2 separate regions of the Homo sapiens genome follow, and region 2 is linked to region 1. Evidence: read pairs that join two places in POLR2A ChIA-PET (ENCODE). Cell type or tissue: MCF 10A. All regions are shown on one strand. Each heading gives the region's core, and the rest is flanking DNA. Links, peaks and the distances in the headings are about the cores only.

Evidence for each region. Peaks named below come from ENCODE experiments on the same cell type or tissue, not always from the same donor. Only the 100,000 strongest peaks of a DNase experiment are listed, where the experiment ranks them.
Region 2: POLR2A ChIA-PET joins it to region 1 with 5 read pairs; 2 of 35 experiments call an interaction of 5 or more read pairs at or near these places.

What each region holds. Positions count from the first base shown.
Region 1 is chr18:35,454,583-35,460,234 of GRCh38, reverse strand. The region is part of intron 1 of ZNF24TR (ZNF24 transcription regulator); the gene reads left to right. Among named protein-coding and RNA genes, the nearest start is that of ZNF24TR, 9.8 kb to the left of the region's middle. RefSeq lists an enhancer at 1,405-2,232. In MCF 10A, for the core only: no CTCF peak of the experiment used is centred there; DNase peaks (open chromatin) are centred at 1,144, 2,884 and 3,604.
Region 2 is chr18:35,524,006-35,529,657 of GRCh38, reverse strand. No RefSeq gene overlaps it. Among named protein-coding and RNA genes, the nearest start is that of INO80C, 29 kb to the right of the region's middle. In MCF 10A, for the core only: no CTCF peak of the experiment used is centred there; DNase peaks (open chromatin) are centred at 2,677 and 2,967.

The DNA of each region.
Region 1 (5,652 bases), core at 434-5,433:
CTACCCTAGCTGCCCTGAGCCTCTTGCTGTGCAGGTCCCTCCTTAGGGAGAGGCCTGATCCCATTTTGTCATTAGTCACAAACACCACTTACTGGCCATTTGCGCTGGGCCCTGCACTGTTCCCTCAGGACTTCCTCAGTATCCTCTGTGGCAGGCACTATTGCTTCCAGTTTAACCCTGGGGGAAGCTGAGGCTCAGCAATTTTGGGCCATCAGCCCAAGCAGCACAGGAACATAGTCCAAGCTTGTCTTGAAGCTACTGGGAAGAGGAGAGGTGTCTAGGAGGATGTGCCCTCGCTTTCCTTCCCTGGGATCCCCAACCACCTAACCCCACTGCCTTTTCTTTTTTTCTTTTTCTTTTTTTTTGAGATCAAGTCGCATTCTGTTGCCTAGGCTGGAGTACGGTGGTGCGATCTCAGCTCACTACAACCTCCGCCTCTTTGGTTCAAGTGATTCTCCTGTTTCAGCCTCCCAAGTGGCTGAGATTACAGGTGTGTGCCACCATGTCTGGCTAATTTTTGTATTTTTTATTAGAGACAAGGTTTCCCCATGTTGGCCAGGCTAGTCTCAAACTCCGGACCTCAGGTGATCCTCCTGCCTTGGCCTCCCAAAGTGTTGGGATTACAGGTGTGAGCCACTACATCCGGCCCCCCACCACTTTTTGAAGAGAAGAGCCTAACAAAGGGATCAAGACTTTGTATCCTAGCATCACCATCCTCAGAACTCCATCCTAGGTATAGAAGAGTCCTTTTTAATCCCATTAACATTTCTGGCTTAGCGTCTCCTTAAATGAGTTTCATTCAACACAACATTTCATTTCCCACAATGTGGCAATCTCATCCCCTATCCCCTTTTACCTGGAACACTCCCTTTTCCCCAGCACTTAACTCAGCAGTCGCCTCCTCCAGGAGGCTCCCCCGTCCCCTCCTCTGCCCTCTGCCTTCCTCCATGGAACCCTGGCAGTCCCCCAGCTCCACAGTTGTTGCCTTGCATGGTCACCAGGGTAAGACCTTAAGGGCAGGGACACTCCACAGTGTCTGGCAAATGATGGAATGGACAGTGGCCTGGTCCATAGGCCAAGCTGGAGGCAAGGTGGCCTGTGGCCTGGAACAGTGACTCAGGCAGGAGGAATGTGGCTCAGGCTGCCTGCAGCTGCGATAAGGAGGACAGGATGGGGCTCTGCAAAGGACATCCTGCAGCAGCCAGGGGACTTTCCATGCAGAAGCACATGTGGAAACCCACAGCCTGAGAGAATCCTGGCCTGCATACTGCACAGAGTCCTTGAGGGTGAGCAAGAAGAAGACTGGAAATGCCATCCCTCTGTCACCAATCCACAGTGGGTTTGGGGAGGAGGCATGGCCAACATCCACTGGGCTGCACAGACAGTTTTATTACTACCCCACCTGGCTCCTGCCTTCTGGGGCCCTGCAGCCCATGAATTAATCCCTTTCCAGGCTAGCCTGGGGTACATCCATCCCCTTTGGCTCCTAACCCATGGAGTCAAGCCTCGGGCACATTTCTCCTACCAGCCTGGTTTGGGCCATATCTATGTAATGCTTTTGCCTTCATTTACTTAGGTTGCTCCCTTAAACAGGCTCACATTTTAAACATAACCTCTGCCTCCTAAGCAAATACTTATATTCATAAATTACTCCCACCTGAACCACCACCACTGCCACCACCCACAGGATTCCTGGGCTTCCTTGCAGCATAGATAAAAGCTTTTTTGGGCATCCACTTACCAGGCACTGGGTGGGAGCAGGCAGCAGGGCACATCCTCCCTCCTTGGAAGCAATATTTACTCAGCAATTCTCCACTCAGCAGTGTAAATCACTGTGGCTTCCCAGCAGGCATATGATCTCTGCCTGGTCGGGTTTCTCTCCCTTTTCCATGACTGAATCTGAAGCTCAAGCCCCTTTCCCCACAGCCTCTCCCACATATGCCTGGAAACTGAGGTCTGGCTCATCCTTCAGGGAGCTCCATGCTTCCCTGGTAAGGTAAAAAAAAAAAAAAAATCATCCTATTAATGCCCACAGTGATGTCATGTTGACACCGTGTACCCTTGATAGGATGTGATGAGAATGGCATTTCACCTCTGTGGTCTCCTTCCCAACACCCAATAGCCTAATTATGAGAAAAACATCAGACAAATCCCAACTGAAGGACATTCTAAAAAGTACCTGACCAGTAGTCTTCAAAACTGACAAGGCCATCAAAAATAAAGTCTGAAAAGCCGTCACGACCAAGAGAAGCTTAAGCAGACATGACAACTAAGTGAAATCTGGTGTCCTAGAAGGGACCATGGAACAGAAAAAGGACACGAAGCAAAACATAAGGAAATCTGAATAAACTATAGACTTCAGTTAATAACAACATATCACTATTGGTTCGTTAATTCTAACAAATGTGTCACACTAGTGTTATGATGTGAATAATAGGGGAAACTTGGCGTTGGAGCTGTAGAACTGTGTAGTATCTTTGTAACTTTTCTGTAAATCTGAAACTGTTTTAAATTTCAAAGTTTATTTTAAAATCATAATAAAGGTTACTGCAGGAAAGAATGGAGCAGCAATTGCTTGGTCAGGTGTCATGGAAGAAAATCTTACTCATGAATCCCAAATGCTGCCTTTCAAACTTTAGTTACGATAAAGTATCAACTAGTTACTAAGTGGGAAATCCACTTTCTTTCTTTCTTTTTTTTTTAACTGCTATTTTAACTATTACACAATCCACAAGAACTATTATTAATATGTACTTTAAAAATTCTGGTTTGACTTATTCTGATTCAAAATGTAATATATTACTTGTTAGGACTTGAACAGATTGTGAAAGTTGCTCCTACCTTAAGAAATAGTATTATTTGCAGAACACCCCTTTAAAGAGTTTTTGGAAATGACTCAGAATGCCCAGTTACTCCACCACATTCTACCCTGTAGGAATTGTGATAAAGAAGCAGTGCTTTCCGGTGATAGCTAGGTGCAATAAAACCAAACAAGTAGATTCCATACCTCATCGTGCATATGCAAAGCCTAGCCCATTCTTTCCTGCAGTAGTTGGTGAGGTTATCAATATGTGTCTGATTTTCATCCATCAAATGTTTCTTGAGCTGCCATTGTTTTATGGGGAGAGGGACGATTTGAGAAGGGGAGAGATGCTCTCAAAGGGAAATTTGGGAAGAAGCTTCTCTTGTTCTGAGTACAGATATCTCAAAATATAACATTAGTGTCTTGATTTGCATATTTGTGGTACATAACACATTGTAATACCATTCAAATTATAAAATACTTTCTCTTTTTTTTTTTTTTTTTTTTTGAGACAGGGTCTCACTCCATCACCCAGGCTGGAGTGCAGTGGTGCCATCTTGGCTCACTGCAACCTCCCTCTTCCAGGCTCAAGCAATCCTCTCACCTCAGCCTCCCTATAGCTGGACTACAGGCACGCACCACCACACCTGGATAATGTTTATATTTTTTCGTAGAGACAGGGTTTTGCCATGTTGCCCAGGCATGCCTCGAACTCCTGGGCTCAAGTGATCGGCCTGCCTCCGCCTCCCAAAGTGCTGGGACTACAGGCATGAGTCACCGCTGCACCCAGCCATAAAGAAATAAATGGAAAAAAAGTCCTGGCAACGGTCTTTGAAAAACTGAAATATACTCCATGAACCCTGTCATGCAGACCTGCCCAACTCTGCAATCTTAGCATCTCATTGTTTTGTTTTCCCTGTCATGTCTGCAGCTCATCTGTCTCTTGGGCTTCTTCCTATCTCGGTCCTGGTCCCCATCCCCTGTGTTTTACTCTTTGCCAGCTTTTTTTCTGGTTTTATGTTCTTCCTTGTCCAGAGCACGACCTTCATCTGTGTATGAGTCAACACAGAAAACCTGACCCAAAAAGGCCAGGTCCAGGAAGGGTGCAGCTCAGCTTTTACTGAGTGTCCTGTATGCTTTGTCAAGTCCTCCTTACGGGTTGTCTCATTTAGTTAGCAATGGATTTGGCATTTCAAGAGGAAACAAGGTTTAGAAGTCTCACAAAACAATCAGCCAATCAAAGAAGCCATAGAGCTACTGAGTGACTTCAACATCTCCAAACTCATTTCTGAGTATGGCCCACACTTAGAGAATGATCTGATAGTATTCATTTCTCTGGGCTGTTTCCTCATTTTCCCTTGAGTAGTAACTAGTGAATCAAAGGATCCCCGAGTTAAGCAAAATCCAACTCATCCACTCCTAGCTGAAGGTTCTAATGCTGCTCATTTCCATAAAACAAAGATTTCCCAGAGCCTGAAGTGGCTTCCTGTTGGCTACTTAAACAGCACAACATATGGTAAAATCAGACTATTAGTTTCTATAAAAAAGTTTATATATATATTAAAAAGGCCTACTACAATTTTGATTGGAATTGCATTGAACCTATAGATCAATTGGAAAAGAATGAGTATCTTAATATTGAGTTTTCTGAAACATAAACTTGACTCATCCTTCCATTTATTTAGATCTTCTTTAATTTCTCTCAGTAATGTTTTATAGTTTCCAGTATAGAAGCCTTGCGCATATTTTATCAAATTTATTCCTAAATATTTTATGGTTTTTGGTTGCTATTATAAATGGTCTTTAAAAAATTTATTTACAAGCGGTAGTATTCACTTTTGTGATATATATTTCTATGATAGATTCTCTTTTTTTTTTGAAAAACTGGGATATAAATTACATATATTAAAAAGCCTTTTAAAGTGTCCAACCCAGTGGTTTTTAATATATTCACAAGGTTGTGCAACTGTCACGACTATCTGATTTTTAGAACATTTCTATAATCCCCTCAAAGAAGCCCCCAGTCTATTAGTAGTCATTTCCCCCTCCCTCTAGCCCCTGCCAACCACTAATCTGTTTTCTGTCTCTGTGGACTGAGCTATTCTATTTATTTTGTATAAGGAGAATCATATAAATAGAATGATATAATATGTCACCTTTTGTGTCTGGCTTCTTTCACTTAGAATAATGTTTTCAAAGTTTATCTTCATTATGGCATATATCAGAATTTCATTCCTTTTTATGGTTGAATAATATTCCATTGTGTGGGTAAACCATATTTTGTTTATCCATTGTCCATCAATGACACTTGAGTTTCTCCCTCCTTTTGGCTATTATAAATAGTGCTGCTATAAACACTCATGTACAAGTGTTTGTTTGAATATTTGTTTTCAGTTCTTTTGAGTATATATCTAGGAGTGAAATTGCTGAGTCATATTATAATTCTGTGTTTAACTTTTACAGGAACCACCAAACTGTTTTCCACAGAGGCTGCATCAATTGACATTCCCACTAGCAATGGATGAGGGTTCCAATTTTTCCAGATGCTCACCAACACTTGTTAATTTTGGTTTTGTTTTCATTATGGCCATTCTGGTGGGTGTAAAGTAGCATCTCATTGTGGCTTGACTGAATTTCTCTAATGAGTAATGATGTTGAGCATTTTTCATGTGCTTATTGGCTATTTGTATATCTTTGTTGGAGAAATATCTGTTCAAGTTCTTTGGCCATTTTAAAATTGGGTTGTCTTTTTGTTGTTGAATTGTAAAGTTCTTTAGATATTCTGAATACTAGATCCTTATTAAATATATGATTTGAAAATATTTTTCCCATTTTGAATGTTGTCTTTT
Region 2 (5,652 bases), core at 366-5,365, 69 kb before region 1:
AAAGTGGATTATAGAAAGCTTGTATGGTTTCCTTTACCTGCCCCTTATATTGTATTTTCTCCATGTTTTGCACCAATTGCTAAAGAAAACCCCATTAAACAATGTTTTAATTTTTTTTTAATTATCACACATATTTTAAAGAATTCACAAGGAAAAAGCCTAATTTATTATACTGAATTAGGTATTTATCACATCTGCTACTCTTCATTCTTGAAGTTCCAAGTTTTCCTCTGGTGTCATTTGCCTTCTGTTTGAAGAATTTCTTTTATGGCAGGTCTAATGACAATGAATTTTCTTTGTTTTTTTTTTCATCTGAGAATGTCTTTATTTCACCTGTATTCTTGAAATATATTTTTGCTGGTTACAGAATTCTGAACTGACAATGATTTTCTTTCAGTAGTTTAAAATGTTCCACTGCCTTCTGACCTGGATTTCTGAGGAGAAATCCAGTCATTGTAGCCATTTTTTTCCTACATGTAATGTGTTATTTTCCTCTGGCTGTTTTTTCCCCTTTGTTCTTAGTTTTCATCTGTTTGTGTCTGGGTATGAATTGCTTTGGGTTCATCTTCCTTATGGTATGCTCAGTGCTATGGTTTGGCTCTGTGTCCCCACCCCAATCTCATGTCAAATTGCAATTCCCAGTGTTGGAGGAGGAGCTTGGTGGGAGGTGATTGGATCATGAGGGTGTTTTCTAATGTCTTAGCACCGTCCGCTTAGTGCTGTCTCATGACAGAGTTCTCACAAGATCTGGTTGATTTAAAGTGTGTAGCACCTCCCACTTTGTTCTCGCTCTCCCCTGCCAGCCATGTGACCATGTACCCACTTCGCCTTTGCCTTCCACCACAATTGTAAGTTTCCAGAGGCCTCCCCAGAAGCAGAAGCCAATATAGCCTGCAGAACCATGAGCAGATTAAGCCTTTTTTCTTTATAAATTACCCAGTCTCGGGTATGTCTTTATAGCAGTGTGAAAATGAACTAATACAACTGAGTTTCTTGAATCTGTAAGTTTAAGTATTTCACTAAGTTTTGAAAGCTTTCAGCCATTATTCCTTTCAATACTTTTATAAACCACACTCTTTTTCCTTTCCTTTTAGGACTCTGATGACTCAAATTTAGAGTTTGTTGTTCTTGTTGTTGTCCTTCAGATCCCTACGACACTGTTCTTTTTTTTTTTTTTTTTTTGTGAGTCTGAGTCTCACTCTGTCACCCAGGCTGGAGTGCAGTGGTGGGATCTCAGCTCACTGCAACCTCTGCCTCCCAGGTTCAAGCTATTCTCCTGCCTCAGCCTACTGAGTAGCTGGGACTACAGGTGTGCGCCACCACACCTAGCTAATTTTTATATTTTTTGTAGAGGTGGGGTTCCACCATGTTGGCCAGGCTGGTCTCAAACTCCTGACCTCAAGTGATCCACCTGCCTTGGCCTCCCAGAGTGCTGGGATTACAGGTGTGAGCCACTGTGCCCAGCCATTTTTTAAAATAATTTTTTTCTTTGTTGTTCAGATTGAATAATTTCTATTGATCTACCTTCAAGTTGACTGACTCTTTCCTCCCATTTTTGTTCTACTATTGAGGACTACCCATACATTTTTTGTTTTGGTTGTTGTATATTTCAGTTCTAAAGTTTGCATTTGGTTCTTCTTTTATATCATGGCTCTCTCTGCTTAGACTTTGTATCTTTCCAATCATTTCAAGACTGTTCTTTCTTATTTATTGGCGCATTGTTGTAATAGCTGCTCTAAAATCTTTGGTAATTTTAATATATGTGTCTTCTTGTGATTGATGTCTTTTGGTTATGTTTATCCTTATGAATTGTTGAGATTCTTCTGGTTCTTCATTTGGGACATTTTGAATATTGTATTGAGACTCTGATCTTAATTGATTCTTATGGAGAAAGTTGATTTGTTTGTTTGTTTCAGCAGGCAATGAACTTGGTTAGGACCCATGTCTCACCTGCCTTTAGTGGGCTGTGGTTTTAATATCAGTTCAGTTTTCCAAGTTTTTACAGTGATATTCAGACATGTCCTCAACTGTCTACCTCCCAGTGACCGATCTGGGAACCAGGTGGTTGCCTAGTTCACAGTTCAGTTCTTGAAACTTTTGGTATGCTGTCTAGAGTCAGACCAATGCATTTATATTCCTGGAATAAGCCAACATGCTCATACATAACTTTAGGGGTTTGCTTTCTCGAATTTTCTCTTTACCATGATCTCTGTGACATGTTCTGGCCTCCAGGGATTGCTTCTCCTGGTATTCCGTCTAGAAACTGAAAATTTAGCTTCCCAACTCTGTAGCATACTTCTGACTGCATCTTTCCTCCAAAGCCAAGCAGTGGGAGAATAGACACAGACAAAAAACAATTCAAATTTTCTCTATGCTCTTCGGACTATAGTCCCTCTGGTCAGAGAGAAGGGTTCTACTCCCTCAGAATTTTAGGTGCCTCTTCAGTTGCTGCTGCTGTTACTATCACTGTCACCACCATGGGGTTTCCTGGAGGGTTGGGTGGGAGATAAAATAAATGACTAAAAATAAAGGGGAATGTCTCCCACTCTCTCTGAGTCTTATGGGCTCCCTTTCCCATCCTCAGGTCAGAAGGAGACAGCTTCTCTTGGAGCTTGCTTCGGTTTGGGTGTTTGTCACCTCCAAATCTCATGTTGAAATCTGATCCCCAATGCTGGAGGTGGGCCTAATGGGAGGTGATTGAGTCATGGGAGTGGTTCCCTCATGAATATATTAATGCCTTCCCTTGGGCATTTATTAGTTCCTGCATGAGCTGGTTGTTAAAAAGAACATGACATCTTCCCACCCCACTTCCCTGATCTCTTACCATGTACTCTCTGCACATGGTAGCTCCCCTTCACCTTCTTCTTTTTTTTTTTTTTTGAGGCAGAGTCTCACTCTGTCTCCCAGGCTGGAGTGCAGTGGCGCAATCTCTGCTCACTGCAACCTCCGCCTCCCAGGTTCGTGGGGCTTGAAGCCAAGTGTTTGGTTTTTGTTCTTCCTGAAGCTTGCACAGCTTTAGACCTCGTCTGCTAACAGCACTTGTCTGTTAGGAGATGATTCTGCCTCCTTTCTTTTCCTCCTACTCAGTGCAGAGCTTGCAGGGTCCCCAGCAGCCAGGCAGTTATTTGGGTGTTAAGTAGCCTTATGCTATTTTTAGCTCTTAGAGGATTGCAAGTGCTTTATACACAACTCTTTACTTCTTGTTTGCTTTATCTTTTCATTTTTGTTGTTGCTGTTTTTTGTTTTTGTTTTTGTTTTGAGACAGAGTCTCGTTCTGTTGCCCAGGCTGGAGTGCAGTGGTGTTATCTCAACTCACTGCAAGCTCCTCCTCCCAGGTTCAAGCAGTTCTTGTGCTCCTGGAGAGCTGTGATTACAGGCGCATACCACCATGCCTGGCTAATTTTTTATTTTTTTATTTTTTGTATTTTTAGTAGAGACGGGGTTTTGCCATGCTAGCCAGGCTGGTCCTGAACTCCTGGCCTCAAGTGATATGCCCGCCTCAGCCTCCCAAAGTGCTAGGATTACTGGCATGAGCCACTGCACCCAGCCTGTTTGCTTTATCTTTTCTAAAGCTCAAAACAAATAGGAAAGAGCTTCACTTGCTCCCTCCAGGCAGCTACTGAATGAGAGTCTCCGCAGAGCCAGCACTTAGTTGACACCAGCCCAGCTCCAGGCTGCACGTGACTTGGAGGAGGATCCGAGACATGCCTCTTCTTCCTCCATCATGGGAGGCAGCGTTAGCCACAATGTCTCACCTTCAGCCCACGACCTTCCAACAGATACATGCCAAGTTTCCTGTCCTGCTTCCTGTCATTGCTGCCTAGGAAACAACTCTCCAAAGAAGGAACCACCACTAGTTTGACTTGCTCTTCTCCAAGCTCCTCTTACACATCTCAGAAGGGGTCACTGAGCTAGTGGCTGTTTTCTTACACTCTTCATATGTACAGCACTGCTGATCTGGTCTCTGTTACTCTTTACATTTGAAAATGTCTTAACATTCTATTATGCACTCCGTTAAGACTTTTTATTTTTTGAGACAGAGTTTTGCTCTGTCACCCAGCCTGGAGTGCAGGGACATGCTCATAGCTCACTGCAGCCTCCAACTCCTGGGCTCAATAGGTCCTCCCACCTCAGCCTCCCAAGTAGCTGGTACTACAGGTGTGCACCACCATGCTCAGCTAATTTTTTATTTTATTATTACTTTCTATAGAGATGGGGTCTTGCTATGTTGCCCACGCTGGTCTCGAACTCCTGGTCTAAAGTGATCCTCCTGTCTTGGCTCCCCAAAGCACTGGGATTACAGGTGTAAGATGTATAGATGATACAAATAGATGACTATTTAATAGTCATCTGCATGCCATATTTTTTGAGGTGGAGTTTCAAAGCCTTGGAAGCAGTCCTACATTCATGAGTCCTTTGGAACCAGCTCAGGTCAAATGGCTCCTTCTGTGTGTACCCAGCCTTCCTTTCTGGGCCCAAGCAGGGACCTGACTTTGGGTCACACCTGGCTCTCCCATATGGAATAAATGCAAGCTCTCTCCCTTACACTGCTCCATTCCAGTTCTTGGCCTGCCTAACTCATATATCAGCTGCAAACAGGCCAAGGAGAAGAGGAGAGGACCTGGAAGCAGTTAACATGTGGTTTATTTGCGGGTCAACTCTAGCTTATTGCTCTTATGACAGCATGTAATTGTAACGAGACCTGGTGCTGTTGCTCCCAATTACTGCTTACATCCTGAATCTTGGTGTGTCTGGACTGTGTTTTCGGGTTGGGTTATCAGCGCTGCAGTTAGCCTGATTATTTGGTAATCTTGGTATATGCCTCTTGAGCCCAAGCTCTGGCTTTGTATCTCGATGCTTCCTCAGAGGGTTTTCCTTATAATAACTGTAATAATGGCAGTTACTCTTTACCAAGTATGTGCTGACTGAGAACTATTTTAGACCATTTTACATGCATTAGCCTATGTGTTTCTCCCAGTAACTCTGAAAGATAAACTGCCGAGGGTCAGAGAGGTTAAGGAACTAGCCCAAGCTCACATAGCACAGCTAGTTCAACGACAGACTTGAAAATAATACTCAAATCTGCTTGACTCCAAAGTGTGTGCTGCTTCATTTCCTCTGCACCAGACTTGCGACCTTCTGCTCAGAAGGGCCTGGAGAGTATGCTGAGTTCTGGGTATTTCCATGGCTGGAGATTTCACAAGCTCATGCCTGACCCATGTGGCCTGGAGAATTTCCTTGGGTTGGGTTTCTGGTTTGCTCCTGCCTTCCCTGTGAGGCAGCAGCAGTTCCGCCCGAGCCGCTTCCCTCTTCAGTATTCACTGTTCAGCTCCTGTCAATCCCACTGCATAAGTACAAATTCAACTTGTCCACCCCTCACTGAGAAAGCCAGGTACACCCCCATGGAGAAAATTGCATGGATGTATTTGGAATTAACTCAATTGATGATGTATAAAAATACTTAAAGACATTTGGGAAACTGGGGCTGGAGTTTTGTTCAAACTGGCAGTAGCAGGTCGGATAGGACAAGATGTAGAGTGCAGATTTTCTATTAAAAATATAGGGGAGAAGTGACTTCGTTGAAGCCTTGGTAGCAGCAGGTTGCCATGGTAACACAGGCACACTGATCTGAATTAGAAAGAAATTACTATA